Regions from separate parts of the Homo sapiens genome. Here region 2 is linked to region 1. The links are chromatin contacts, found by Hi-C or POLR2A ChIA-PET in ENCODE. All regions are on one chromosome and are shown on one strand. Each heading gives the region's core, a stretch centred on a gene start or an enhancer-like site at or near the end of the contact. The rest is flanking DNA. Distances are from core to core; before and after follow the strand shown. Region 1 overlaps PTPRE (protein tyrosine phosphatase receptor type E). Region 2 holds the start of AS-PTPRE (lncRNA antisense to PTPRE protein-coding gene).

Region 1 (6,274 bases), core at 2,573-5,072:
TCTGCCCTGATGGAATAGGCACCACCATGGGACTGGGCTGAGGTCAGATTTACTTTTTTTGGTGGGCGACACCTACAGGTTTATTGACCCGGAAGCCCTCACCTTAGAACGCATCTCCCAGTGACTGGTTCAAAACAAAATCCCTTTTCAAGACACAGAAGTTCAATGCTAGTAGGTGGCTTGGATTGGTGGGTACATCCCTTAGCTCTTAGGAATCCTAGGGATGGGGGCTGGGGAGAGAACTGCTATCAGAAACCCAAAGTGAACTGAAATGTGCAGTCTTGGCCCAGTTTGGGGCCAGTGCAGACCTGGAATGAGGCTCTCCCTTACGTTCCAGCAGGGAGTCAGGAGGACCAACAGCCCCTGCGACATCGGGCTGCATGGCCACAAAATAAAACAAAACAAATGTGGCCACATCAGTGAAAGAAATCACTGAAGCCAGTCTGGTGTTGGACAGAGAAAAATCACTGAAAATTGACTGAGCCACTTGGAGGTGTTAGTTGACTTCATGTATTTATTTATATCCAGCTTGCTCCTAAAAGGATACAAAGTCACGTAAAGACTATTCATTCATGCACCTAAAATTCACTGGGTGCCTCTCTCATGCCAGCACTTGTGCAAGGGGACAGAGGGATGGGATCCCTATCCTATGGGGCCTGCGTTCTTGCGGGTGAGAAAATGGGTAAATACCACAGTTCCAAATACTGGTAAGTGCTTTAATGACAATATAAAGTAAAACGGGGGTACAGAAAGTAACTTGGGGCTGGAAGTTGGATAGGTAACATCAGATAGAGTGGGCAGGGAAGGCCTTTCCAGAAACTAATGATGGAATCAGAGAAGAGAGCTCTGGCTGTGCTCCCCCGGAAAAGAAAGTCCTTCGCCAGTCACCATGGGCAGGACCCTGCAGGGCTCTGACCCTCACTTCTCGTACTCAGGGTGGGCTTCGGGAACACGAGAGCAGAGCAGTGCTCAGGCCCTCACTCAGAAGAGAGCCCCTCATGCTTGGGGTTTAATGCTCTGTAACTGCTACCTTCATATGTCATAAGAATTTTATCTCTGAACTTGTGTTTTGTGAGGGAACTCTGGTGGGGCAATGGGACATGTGCCGGGGTATGACCCCTCAACTCACACCTGGCCCACCTTCTGCTCCATCCCGCTGGGTTCTTGACTGTCCACTTCCTGCCCCGACCAGCAACTGAGACTCCCCCAACTCCTCAACAGGGAGGATGGGGGCTGGATGGATGCCTTCTACCTGCCCAGTTGAAGGCAGTGAGAGTATCCTAGTGCCTGGGGGAATGTGACATTAAATAGAAGGTCACACACACACACGCACACACACACACACACACCACTATGAAAGATCCAGAGAGAGAACACGAAGAAAGGAAAAAGCTTTTTTTCCTGCCTTTTGAACGAGTGACCCCGGGTTTTAAGTAGCCAGCCCTGTTTGTGCTAAGTGCTGCCCCAGGCTCTGTGAAGAATGCAAAGATACAACTGTCTTCTCCCTACTCCCCCTTCTTCCACGCCTGTTCATCCCCTCATTCACATATCCATCAGCAACGCAGGTTCCTGAGACCCGATGCATGCTGGGTGAACCCTGGGGATCCCAGGACAATGGGCTCCCTCGCCCCCTCCAGGAGCTGAGACCCTGGCCCCCCATCCCCGTCTGTGACAGTCAGGCATGGCTTCCACATCAACTGTTTTCTGTCCCTCTGCGGTGGCCCCACCACGCATTAGCTTCAAGTTATGTGTCACACATCATATAAATTATGGATAAAGTAGAAAATGGGAGTTAGAGAAAACATGCACTCTCTGATAGCGCGAATTGTCAGGCCATTCTCCGAACTTGACTTTTCATTTCTCAAGATTAGTAGTTCATTTCCTTCTAACCACGTCTTAGAAGAAAACCCTTTCCTGGGGATTTAAGAAACTTAGAAGAGGAGCCCCTGGGTTGCTGTGACACCCCTGATGTAGTTCTCTGTCTTTCATAGACCTGAATACGCAATTTCAGTGAGTCTATTTCCTCAACCCTCTGCTCATTTTCAATCAGGACCCTAGATTCTGTGACCGGGGCAACTTCAAACTTTTTCAGATATCCCAGGCACACTGTGATATACACAGCAGACACATTAAAAAAATGCACTACAGCCTCACTGAAATAAAACAATTCTTATTTATTTTTTAGCTTTATGATGAATTTCAGAAAGGGGCTACTTGTTCTGGAGAAAAATGAAGACTCCCACTTACGCGGTTATTACAAATGCCTGGGCACGCACCTGGCTTTCTGACCACATATTTGAGTTTCTGAAGAGGTATTTGGATTTGTTGCATGATACTTAGTTTTCTGAATGGGGACTTGGATTCTAACCAGGTATTTGGGCTCCTGATGCTGTATTTGGATTTTAGACCTGGTACCTAGGTTTCTAGAGCAGGTGTCTGGCTTTCTGATGCAGGTGCATCAGCAAAAGGAGAGGCTCCAGGCCTGCGGTCTGGCCCTGAGGGTAACTCGGGTGTTTCCTGAGTGCCCCGAGGCCCAGGAGCGTTGGTGAGCAGCTGCCCTGAATAGGGGGCCTCTTCACCAGGGAAGCTCGGCTTCAGGAAGCCCCGAGCTGAGGCCCAAGATGCTGGGCTAAGAGCAAATCATTCCCAAAGAAAGAGACCCCCAGCTGCCACCCTTTGTATTTTCAGTGTGCTATGAATTTCGTGCGAGAACTTTTCAGTTTCTTCTGAGGGCCCAACCTGGATGGCGAGAACCCTAGAGCCTTGCAGAGGTGACTCCACTGAGCAGCTAGGGAGACGGATGTCCTTAGAAGAGGGGTGACCTGCTGACCCCCACGTGGTTGCTTAGCACAGACATTCGGTACCTGAGCCTCACAGGCCCCACCTCTGCTCCTTTTCTGGTCATGTTGTTTTCCCCATGACTAACTCCTGAGTGCTCCACCTGCCCCTCCAGCCTCCCTTTCTCACCCCTCTGATCTGCACCCCTCCTGCCACCTCCTTGCTAGCTGTGTTTCCCATCCTCTAGGTTCTTGGGTTCTACTGGGTAAAATCTGATCCTGGGGGCCCCGAGGTGCTGGGCACAGGGAGGAGCTTCAGCTGCTCACCCGGTGGGCTCACTGGTCAGTGCTCAGGACAGGCAGGAGGGACTCACTGTAAAGATAGGGCGGCCTGTGCTTCAGAGTCATCCTGAAGGAGTGGTGTTGAGGGGCCCAGGAGAGGGAACAGTTTGGTAAGGGGTGGGGCCCAAGACAGGAGCTACATAGCTCTGGTGGCCACAAGTACCTCCGGTGCTATTCTAATAAAGATTATGGATCAGAAAGGATTGCCAGATCCCTGCTGGACGGACAGAGGCCAGTCAGAGTCATCAGAGTGGACAGGGGTGAGACCCTGCGAACACTGTAGGGAAACACCTGATATTACCAGGCTTCCCATTAGGAAACCTCCCACGCGACTTCCCAAATGGATTGGATTTGTATTACCCCCAGAAAATGTTTCAAAAAATTGCACAACTTTGGAAAATATTTTTATAGAAAGAAATGTTTTTGAAAGCTGAATGAGACAGGCTCCTTTTCTAGAGAGCATTCCATTCATGATGGCGTCATGCTTGCCGTGTCTTAAGAGCCTAGGTCAGGTTAAACACCCTCTCTTAAGTGATATTAACATGCCTCCTTGTCTCAAACACTGAGAACCACATTACTCAGCTGGTATCAGAAAGAATTTTTTAAAGGAAAATGACTTAATTCTCAGCTCAGCAGGCGGAAAATATACAGCCGTGGGTAGTGAATCACTCATTAAAAATTAAGTCAGTCCGCCCACAACGGGAAACAGCATAACAGAATGTCGGTGTTGGCTTCAGATTGGAAGGAAGCCAAAAACAGGTTTTGAAAATAGTGATGCCTTTGAATTCGATCTTGCTCAAATAGTCTACTTTTGGGATTTCTAACTTCATCCCGGTGACATCCACTTTCCAGTGTGTCTTCTGTTGAGAACTCCCCTAAGAGGGGAACAGAGTGATATCGAGGGTTTCCATGGTTTCTGACGAGATGAAGTGGTTCACCTTCCCAGTGAATCACTTCTTCTAGCAACATAAACCATCACGCGGCCCCCGGAACCATTTGCCAGAATGGCCCTCAGAACAGTGGGAAAAATACCTTTGTTTTATTAACTAACATTTCTGTTTGAGTTTTAAAATCAAAGCCCACGGATTCTCAGCTTTTCCTTCCTGAATAGAAGCAACATTATAAAAAGGAAATGACCATATTTCAAATAAAAATTTTCCATTAATAAAATGCTTTTTAAAAAAATGTTCTTGCTTCTTTTGGAGAGCAGTGAGAGAGCAAAAACAAATGAGCGAGGCAGGAGGAGGAAGCCCCTAGGCCAGTGCTGCTTTCTCATAGGAAGATGACAAAACATTCACCCCAAAACATGCAGACACATCCTGCAAGACAAGGGGATGAGTGCGGCTGGTCCCCGTCATGGCCGACACATGCAGTAGTTACTTTCTGGGGATTTCTGTTGCTAACTCCAAATCCAGACCAGCACCACCCTAGAGCATAGAACTCTAGGTCTTGAAGATGTCTTTAAACAATTCTCACCCAGCCCTTTATGTTTTAGACCAAGAAGGTGTGACTCAGAGTGATGAAGTGACAAGTCTAAGTCACTCCGCTTTCTTTTCTTTTCTTTCTTTTTTTTTTTTTTTTTTTTTTGAGGTGGAGTCATGCTCTGTCACCCAGGCTGGAGTGCAACGGTGCAGTCTCGGCTCACTGCAACCTCCGCCTCCTGGGTTCAAGTGATTCTCCTGCCTCTGCCTCCTGAGTAGCTGAGATTACAGGCACGTGCCACCATGCCTGGCTAATTTTTGTATTTTTAGTGGAGATGAGGTTTTACCATACTGGCCAGGCTGCTCTCAAACTCCTGACCTCAAGTGATCCAACCACCTCAGCCTCCTAAAGTGCTGGGATTACAGAGGCCATTCAACTTTCCAGAACTAAAATCTTTCTAATCAATCATTTTTCTAGGCTCCTGGGCAAAACACACATTTATACTTAGTAGAGAAAGGACTCAAACATTGGCTCTCTAAGCAATATTTCCTGAAATTAGAACTAGAATCAACCACTTCATTTTTCAATATCTTGCACAATTATAAGCTTGCAAGAGATACCTGATAAACCCGATAAACCCTCAGTGAGCGAATGAACAAATTACTGGCTGTGCTGGAAGGAAACATGCCAAGTGTGTGAAAAGAGATTAGAAAGCTGGATTTGGTCAGCAGATAACATGCAGAAATAATTGGGAACTCTGGCCAAGATCAACTCAAGTGATCATAAAACTGTTCCAAAATATAATTATCAACCAGCAAACCGTTTGCAGAATCCACAGGATATGTTCTTATTTGTTAATGTTCTCTGTCACTTGCATAACTGTCAAATAATATTTTTCATAACGGAAAAGTTTTTCTTTTGGCAGGTCTGAACTTCACCTTTGGTGGTGGTAATGAGAGCCGACTGTTTTTTCAGTTGGAGAGGAGCAGCGTTTCAGTCCGAGAGAGCACCGCTGGGGACTGGCACTTCCTTTCCACTGTCCTACAACTCACTTATCCAGCCTGCCTGGGTCTCTGTTTTCCCCTCTTTAAGGGAGAGGTGACAAGGCATGCCTGGACTGCTGCCTCTGCATGTTTAGGGGGCCCACTTGAGATCATGAATTTGAGCATGCTTTGTAAATAAGTGCTCCATATGTATGTGTCTTATCAGAAATGCAATTTTTGTTTAAGCATAAGGCATGTAAGTTATCTGGAAAAACAGGAAATAGAGCAAATCCTGTTTTTCTAAATAATAATTTCACAAACATGAGATTTAAAAAAATTCATTTCTCAGCAGCAACATGCTAACATGATAGCTTTAAATATATAATATGTATATGTAAAATATAATATATATAGCTTTAAGAAGCTATCTATATGTATATGTTATAGCACTTGAACATGAAATCTGCACCATTTCTGATAGCAGATGAATCTTGGTAGAGTTGTTTGAAATCAGTTAAATACTATCAACATATTTTTTAAAAGTTGTTAGAACTGAAACAGCCCTCATCATAAAATAAACACAAATCCAGTTTTCGTTTTTTTGCTTATGCTCATTTCTATTCAAAACAAGGAGAAAAGCTACCCAGAAAATCTATTACATGACATGTTTTTGTTCAGTAGTTCCACAGAGATCCTTCCTTTCTTACCATTTTAAATAATTTTTACCAAACTCTGCAACATAATAAGCAG
Region 2 (6,907 bases), core at 3,352-5,851, 71 kb before region 1:
GTGCCTGTGTGTGGGTAGGTGTACGTGTGTGTGCCTGTGTGTGGGTGTGTGTGCATGTGTATGCCTGTGTGTGGGTGTATGTGCATGTGTGCATGTGTGTGCCTGTGTGTGGGAGTATGTGTGTGCGTGTGCATGTGAGTGCCTGTGTGCGCCTGTGTGCACATTTCTGGGAGAGATGCCAGCAGGGGATAGGATAAGAATAATCAGCTCATCCTTTTCCTTTTTTGCTGTGGCTTCTTGGAACCTCAGACACTTATTTTGTGACCTAATTATGCCAATGACTGTATCTTTAAATCCTGACAAAATGGTCTTCTGTCTTTTCTCTATGGTTTTAAACTTTCTTCTATATCTTGATTTCATCTGCTTTGCATACACATATTTTTACTGATCTCTCTCTTAAACCTTTTGGGGTGGTGGAACTAGCAGAACCCAAGTGTGGAAAATAACGAGGAGGTTTCAGACAGAATTCGGAAAGTGTTAGAAAAAAACCCCACCTCCCAGTCAGTGTGTGAAATGTCACTGTGCTACTGAGGGAGGACCTCACCCCCAGGCCCCTCCAATGACTGGTCTTCCTCCTGGAGAGGCCCAGAGGAGTCACTAGGAATTAGGAGCCCCCAGCACTGCCTGCAGACCCTTGTGCACCGGCCTCTGGTGTCTTGGCCCTCTTGCATGTCTGCCTATCACAGCCTGGCCACTGCACCCTCTCAGCCAGGGCTGCGACAGTGCCGGGCTGGGAGCAAAGCACTTCATAAATGCAGAAGGATGTTAACTCTGGGCATGATGCTCTCTGAAAATGATCTTTCTGGAAGGGCAGCAACTAGAGATGCTTACTGGCTGTATGCAGAACTTCCGGATGGTGTAGTCGACCAAAACCACGCAGTCCTCCACGCACACCCGGATGTTTCCATAGGTCCAGCAGCCTTGGTCGGGCCAGTACTGATGGCACTTTTCCTGCACGGAACAATTTAATAGAAGCAAATAGATCTGTGGGTGCAATGCATCATGACATCCCCCCACCCAACTACAGAAGGCCTCACACACACCAGCTGGAGTCACACAGCTCCCACAGCTGAGAAACAAGTTCACGTGTGTCGACCTCTTGAATGGGGAAACTGAGGCTGCGTAACTGGTGAACAGCAGCCTTGAAACTATGACTAGGATGCCCCAAGGCTTTCTGATGTAGACAGCAACAATGTCTCATTTCTTCATTCATTCACGAATCCCATACATTTTATTAACTGACCATCAACCAGTTATGCTGAGCCTGTAGCCTTCAGAGCTGGGCACCTAACTCCAAGTGACCCTCAGGCTAGAGGGCAAGGACGGTGCTCCCCCCAGACATTTCCCACTGGATTCAGCAATTTGTGTTTTTCCTGCTCAGTTCACTAAGGACAAAGTTAATTTGCACCACTGCCAGTCTGCCATTCAAGAGTGATGAACCTATGATTGGTCTAACGATCTTCATTTTTCTCTAGCAGGGACGAGGCTGCCGTGGAGTCTGCAGAAGAGGGTGCATTGCTACAGACAGGCCCATTTCTTTACCTTCCCGACCTCTGAAGCAAGAATGACCCAAAATACACGTTCCAGGAGCCCTTTCATTTTGCAGCACCGCCCGCAGCACCTGCCCGGTGGTGTCCTCCATCACTTCGCGAGTGAATGAGGACCCACCTCAAGGGGGAAAAGATCTACTTCATCTGCCAGAGAAACATGTCTGGAATGGAACAAGCCTGCCAGTAGTCAGAGAGTATATCCAGGGAATGGCCCCTGAGCAGCACAGCTCGTGGTCAAGCCTCCAGGATTAACAGTCTTATGAAACAAACAGCATCTGGTATTTAGTAGAGAGCAGCATCATTGTGTTATGACGGCTACCGACAACTTCCCCCTCCTTACACCTGGCTCCGGGCGGGGCTGCGGGGCTGTGGGTCACAGGCCATCTCTGATGCAGCCCAGGGGAATTGCAAATGCCTACATGTCCCGGTTTGGGTGAGTCTTGGCCCTATGGGGAGCCCTGGGGTCCCTCCTGAGCTTCTCACCTTGAAGGCTCTCCAGTAGGAACTGAGAACATGTGTCAGCCTCTCAAGGGCTCAGTGTTGGTGGCTGGTTTTATACCCCCTCCCTCTGCCTCCCTCCCACCCGATCATGAGATGCCAGGGCAGCTGTGTTTTGCAATGCAGAGCCCAGGATGTGGAAGCCAAGGAAACCACAACAGAAGTGTGAGCAATTAAGAAAAAGGGAACTCTATTGAGAAATGATTTCATCTGAATTGGTGAGAATGAGGACGCGGCAGCAGCCCAGCACTGAGTCACAGGAGTGGAAAAATCCAGTAGGAGGTTGTGGGGGAAGATGGAGAGAAAATGCCAGTGACACTTTCAGCAGAATGACTGAAAGAGGGAAGTGAGGGCGTCCTTGAGCCCCACTGCTTCTGTGCTGGTCTCATGCTTGGAGCACCAACCCCAGGAAGACTGGTCCCTATGGGCCATGGGTCACGGGGGACCCTGAGGCTCCTGATGAAGGGTCAGCCTCCTTTTCCCTCGCGTGGGTGTCCTCCTCCATGGCCGCTACAGCGCAGGCAGAGTGAAGAGTCCTGGGCTGGGAATCCCCTACTTCCCTCTGTCACTCTTCCCTCTTCCCCATGACAAAGCATGACAAGGGCAAGATTTGCAAGGGCAAAGGGGTGGCCCTCCACAGTCCTGTTTCAGCTCCCCCCAGAGCAGAATGAAAGCCTCCATCCTATTCCTGACCAGAAACGGTGGCTGGAGGCTGCTTCCTGTGTTTTGGGTGGCAATTAGTAAGCTGGCACTGCGGGGACCAGAGCACCTCCCAGCCTGCCCTTCCTGTGGGCTCCTGCCACCCATCTTCTGCCCCAGCTGAGCTCCCCAAGGCCTGGTACTCCCATCTAAAAATGGCAGCCCTTCCCCACAGTCCTCGCTACAATGCCTGGGAACTGCTGGGGCCAGGCCAGCAGATGACTGAGGAGCTCAGGACACAGCAGGCCCTGAGCAGGGCCGGGCAGGACACACGGCTCCCACTGAACCGGGCCTTCATGCCAGAACACGCCAGAAGCACAGCCTCCTAACTTCGCCCCACCTGTGGTAAGTGTCCCTCAGGCTCCCAGTTCTTCTTTCATTCTGGAGAGTGAGCTCACTGCCTATGGCATGGCTCCCTGCCTGTCACTCAACCCCACCCCCGCACCCAGGCTCCCCACAGCCACCACTTCTCAGCCCTGAATTTGAGCCCCTACTCCTTGCACCTGGGACAGAGCTGGCCCAGCACAGCAGATGCTAATGAGTACTTGTTACATTAGGAAACGAATCAGTTCAACTTTTCTTCTTTGTCAATGATTCAAATTCTTATAACGTACATGCATCCTTTTTTGAATTAGAAACAGCTAATTAAATATATTCGGATGACAAATCAACATTTCTTCAATATACCAACGTTTTCCAAAAGCATTTCTCTAGTCTGGATAATAAGCGCGAAATCATGTTCATTTCTAGCCTGAGCTCTGCCGCATGACACGCTCAACATCCTAAAACTCTAAGATTCATGTCTCTCATCAGGCAGGCAGAGCCATGGGGCCAGCCGGGGGCCACTCTTACTTGGGAAAAAAAGGAAACTCTTGTGTCATTGTGTTATCACAGATTAGATAACAGTGAGATGCTGGGGACACAGGGGATTTGTTTCGTGAAGAAAATGCTGTAAGCCACTGCATGTGTTTGGGTTTTTTTCTGCAGTGATAGTGGGAGGAAGGGAGGGAAGTAGGAAAAGGAAGTGGTAAGAACATCCCCAGCCCGGCAGCAGCAGCTGAAAGGAAGTGATACCGGGGCCAGATGCCTGGAACTCACCTCTTTCCTTTCTTTCAAGTTTGTTAACATGACGATGGTCGCAGACTTTTGCTCCCAGACCATTCTCCAGAAGTCGTTAACCGTTTCCTGTTTGGGACCTGTGTGTAGAGGACAATTTCGAAGTCAAAAGGCATGAAGGGAAGTCCCTTTGGGGTCCCAGCCCCGGCACCCTGGCCGTTGGCCCCTGGACAGCTGTTCACTCCCTTCTCAGGCTTGTTGGGGACACACACGTCATGCCCTGAAGCGTTCCGGAACCGGTAGGGGCTGCCTGTCCTGCCACTCACCCACTCCAGCTAGGAACTCCTCAGTGGGCAAGATAATTGGGCCCAGGTTGAGTTATGACGTTCACAGGTAAGAAGCAGGGTTCAGATGAGGGCTGGGTCTACAGCCAAGTGTGGGAGAGCTGGTGAAAGCCTTGCGAGAGGCAGAGACTGGCCAGCCTCACCCTGCATTCCCAATCCCCTCCTCTTTGTCAAAATCTTACTCTCAGCATGGTGCTGTCCAATACGATATGAGCTAAAGTCCCTCGGGAGGGGGATGTGAACAACAGACAAAGTGTCACTAGGAGAAAGTCCTCTGCCCCTATCCACTTCCTGTCTGAGCTGCGGCTATTTTGCAGTCCCGAGCTAAGTGCTACGTGCTGAGGGGGATGGGCGGGGAGATAAGGAAGCCCCTGGCCCTGCTGCTGTCCTGCCGTGGGCTAGCTCCCTGTGGGTGTCTGCTGGCAAGAGAGAAACACATGCTTTCATCTGCTTCAGCCAGGATCGTCAGGTTTCCTGAGGTTTCCAGCTGGGCACATTCCTGATGGCCTCTGCGTGTGCACATGTGTGTCCTTTTTTCTTAGAGATTCTGCATTTGTAACAACTTCCCAGGTGATTTTGATGGACGCTGACTTTCAGAGCTCATTGCCCTAAAGACTCCTGGCCTAAGAGTGAGGAAGTCTGAGGAATCTGGTTTCAGCTCCACTGATATCTAACCGCACGTACACCAGGTCCTGCAGATGACAACCTCTGGTGGAACGGAGTGATGCTGGATTCAGTACTCAACACACAAGGTAGCCCTGTGCAAGGTGAAGGGCACGTTTTCACAGCTGAAGTATATTCTTAGTTATGGCCTTGATCTGAAAAGCTATTCACCCCACTAACCCCTCGCCCAAACTTGGGGAGCCATGTAGGGCTCAGCCAGCTGAGAGAAATTCAAGGTTATCTGACGCAAGTATTAACAAGCTGGAATGGCAGCCGGGGCCATTGCGTGCCCTGTGTTCACACCATATAGGTGTGGGAATAAGTGTGTGTTTCTCTGACTACACATATCCGTTGTGTGAATGGATATCTAACGTGTCTGTTAGGTGTAAACACACACACACAAATCCAGTATAAGTCCTTGGTCTTGTTGGCATACAGAGAAGGAAATAAGAGCTATTCACGTTACCAAAAATACGTTGAGAAATTAATAAAAAGCTTACCTTGAGCTGCTATGAATTTATTCTTCTCTTTGTAACCCTAGAAAAAATAACATCAGATTTATATTTTTTCAGAATTATCTTTGCTGAAAGGATTTGTTGGTGTTGCTGTTAGGAAAGCAGTACATATTCACCATGGAAAATTTGCAAAACACAGGAAAAGGTTAAGAAGGAAAGAAAACTCACCAGCAATTCCAGAAATAACAAATCCTACTTCATACGTCCCCTCTCTAGTCTGTTTTTCTGCCAAACCTTTCCCAGACTCACCCACAAGCAGACATGCAGACATTTCTGTCCTCTAATTGGGTGAACATGTACAATTTATTTTATGTTGTATTTTTAATGGGAATTTTATAATTGATATTAAATGATCTTTTAAAGATTAATACAAATCAAGTTCTAATAGTCCACTGCACATGGTTTTACCACAATCTGTTTAACTACCCATGCTCCCTGTTCTATTTGGTCAGGAATATACATAATGCTGTAGTGAACATCCTCTGTGATCATCTCTGTCTCTTGAATTCAAATTCCCAGATGCTGATGCCAGTGTGTAAAGCACGGGCAGTTCCGTACCCTTTGTGCTTGTGGCCAAACTGCCCAGAAAGGTTGTGACAATTTACACTCCGGGCACCAGACAAGAAAGTGCTTACTGCTCATGCCCCAGCTGGGCCAGGGGAACAAGAAACCTCTGCCCACTTACATCTATGTAGGAAGCATTGATGTAGTCTGAACAGGGAATTCCATCCAGTTGGCTCAGAATCACCCTAGAATGGTCATCTGGAAAAAAAACCCAAACAAAGCCAAGATATTAGGACCAGGAATCACAGTGCTGTCTCTTCCAGAAATCACAGTGCTGTCTCTTCATCTGCAGTGTCAGCTCCTGGGAAGGGCAAAAGCAGCTTCACAGCGACACCAGGGATGGCAGAGATGTTCTTCCTCAGCGTTCCCATGGAGAACACTAGTGTCCTGAGAGAGAATGCACCTGCTTTGGTGAACACTGACTGTCTCAGCTGTGGCATGACGACAAGGGTAGGATTTCAGCATCCAGGATGGGGGCTGCTGGGTCATTACATAGCAAGAATAGCAGAATGTGCCAGGCCCCTGGCAGTGCAAGGGCTGTATTTTATGAACCCTGCACTGGGCCCAGCCCCAGTGTTGCCAAGTGTGGGTGCACTTAAAAGAGCCCCAGGACAGGAGAACTGGGTCCACTCTCCCAGGCTTCCCAGGGAAATGAGCACCAGCCCCATGAGGACAAGTGGATGTGGGGGTCTAGGATTGGGGACTCTGACCCTCAGTCCCACCACCGGAGTCTGCCCCAGAGCTGGAAGGCGAGCACAGTGAGGAGCGTCTGGTAGATCCAGCCTGTTGCACAAGCAGTTTTCCGGGGTAGAAGGCTGACCGTGGAGTGCTCTGTGTGTGGGGTGTGTGTGTAGTGAGTGTGGTGTGTGTGTATTGTGTGTGTGGTGTGTGTGGTTGTGTATGTGTGTAATGTGTGGTGTGTGTGTGGTGTGTATGGTGCATGTGTGTAGTGTGTGTGGTGTATGTGTGGTGTGCATGTGTGTAGTGTGTATGCTGTGTGAATGTGTGCATGTGGGTT

The links. Hi-C counts contacts between places; a loop is a spot of excess contacts on that map. ChIA-PET counts read pairs that join two places held with the same protein, here RNA polymerase II (POLR2A). Pooled maps may share reads with other maps.
Region 2: a loop to region 1 is called in a map of natural killer cell, with 6 times the contacts of the local background. The contact joins the promoter of AS-PTPRE here to the enhancer-like site in region 1. A Hi-C loop is called at or near these places in 1 of 168 maps with a recorded cell type or tissue (natural killer cell), 3 of 37 single-sample maps with no recorded cell type and 13 of 50 pooled maps. POLR2A ChIA-PET finds 5 or more read pairs at or near these places in 4 of 52 experiments (activated CD4-positive, alpha-beta T cell, activated CD4-positive, alpha-beta memory T cell, activated T-cell and 1 more).

Annotation. Positions count from the first base shown.
Region 1 is chr10:127,988,844-127,995,117 of GRCh38, reverse strand. The region is part of intron 2 of PTPRE (protein tyrosine phosphatase receptor type E); the gene reads right to left. Among named protein-coding and RNA genes, the nearest start is that of PTPRE-AS1, 58 kb to the right of the region's middle. Within about 2 kb of position 3,822, at least 13 of the 41 ENCODE cell types and tissues checked have a DNase peak (open chromatin) inside an H3K27ac peak, as active enhancers do.
Region 2 is chr10:128,060,119-128,067,025 of GRCh38, reverse strand. It overlaps AS-PTPRE (lncRNA antisense to PTPRE protein-coding gene), which reads left to right and starts at 4,601. Exons shown (of 3, transcript NR_136150.1): 1 at 4,601-4,899; 2 at 6,182-6,339. PTPRE (protein tyrosine phosphatase receptor type E) reads right to left here. Exons shown (of 21, transcript NM_006504.6): 8 at 6,011-6,087; 9 at 5,311-5,347; 10 at 3,846-3,943; 11 at 832-951. RefSeq lists enhancers at 2,920-3,518, 3,858-4,067, 4,478-4,527, 3,859-5,058.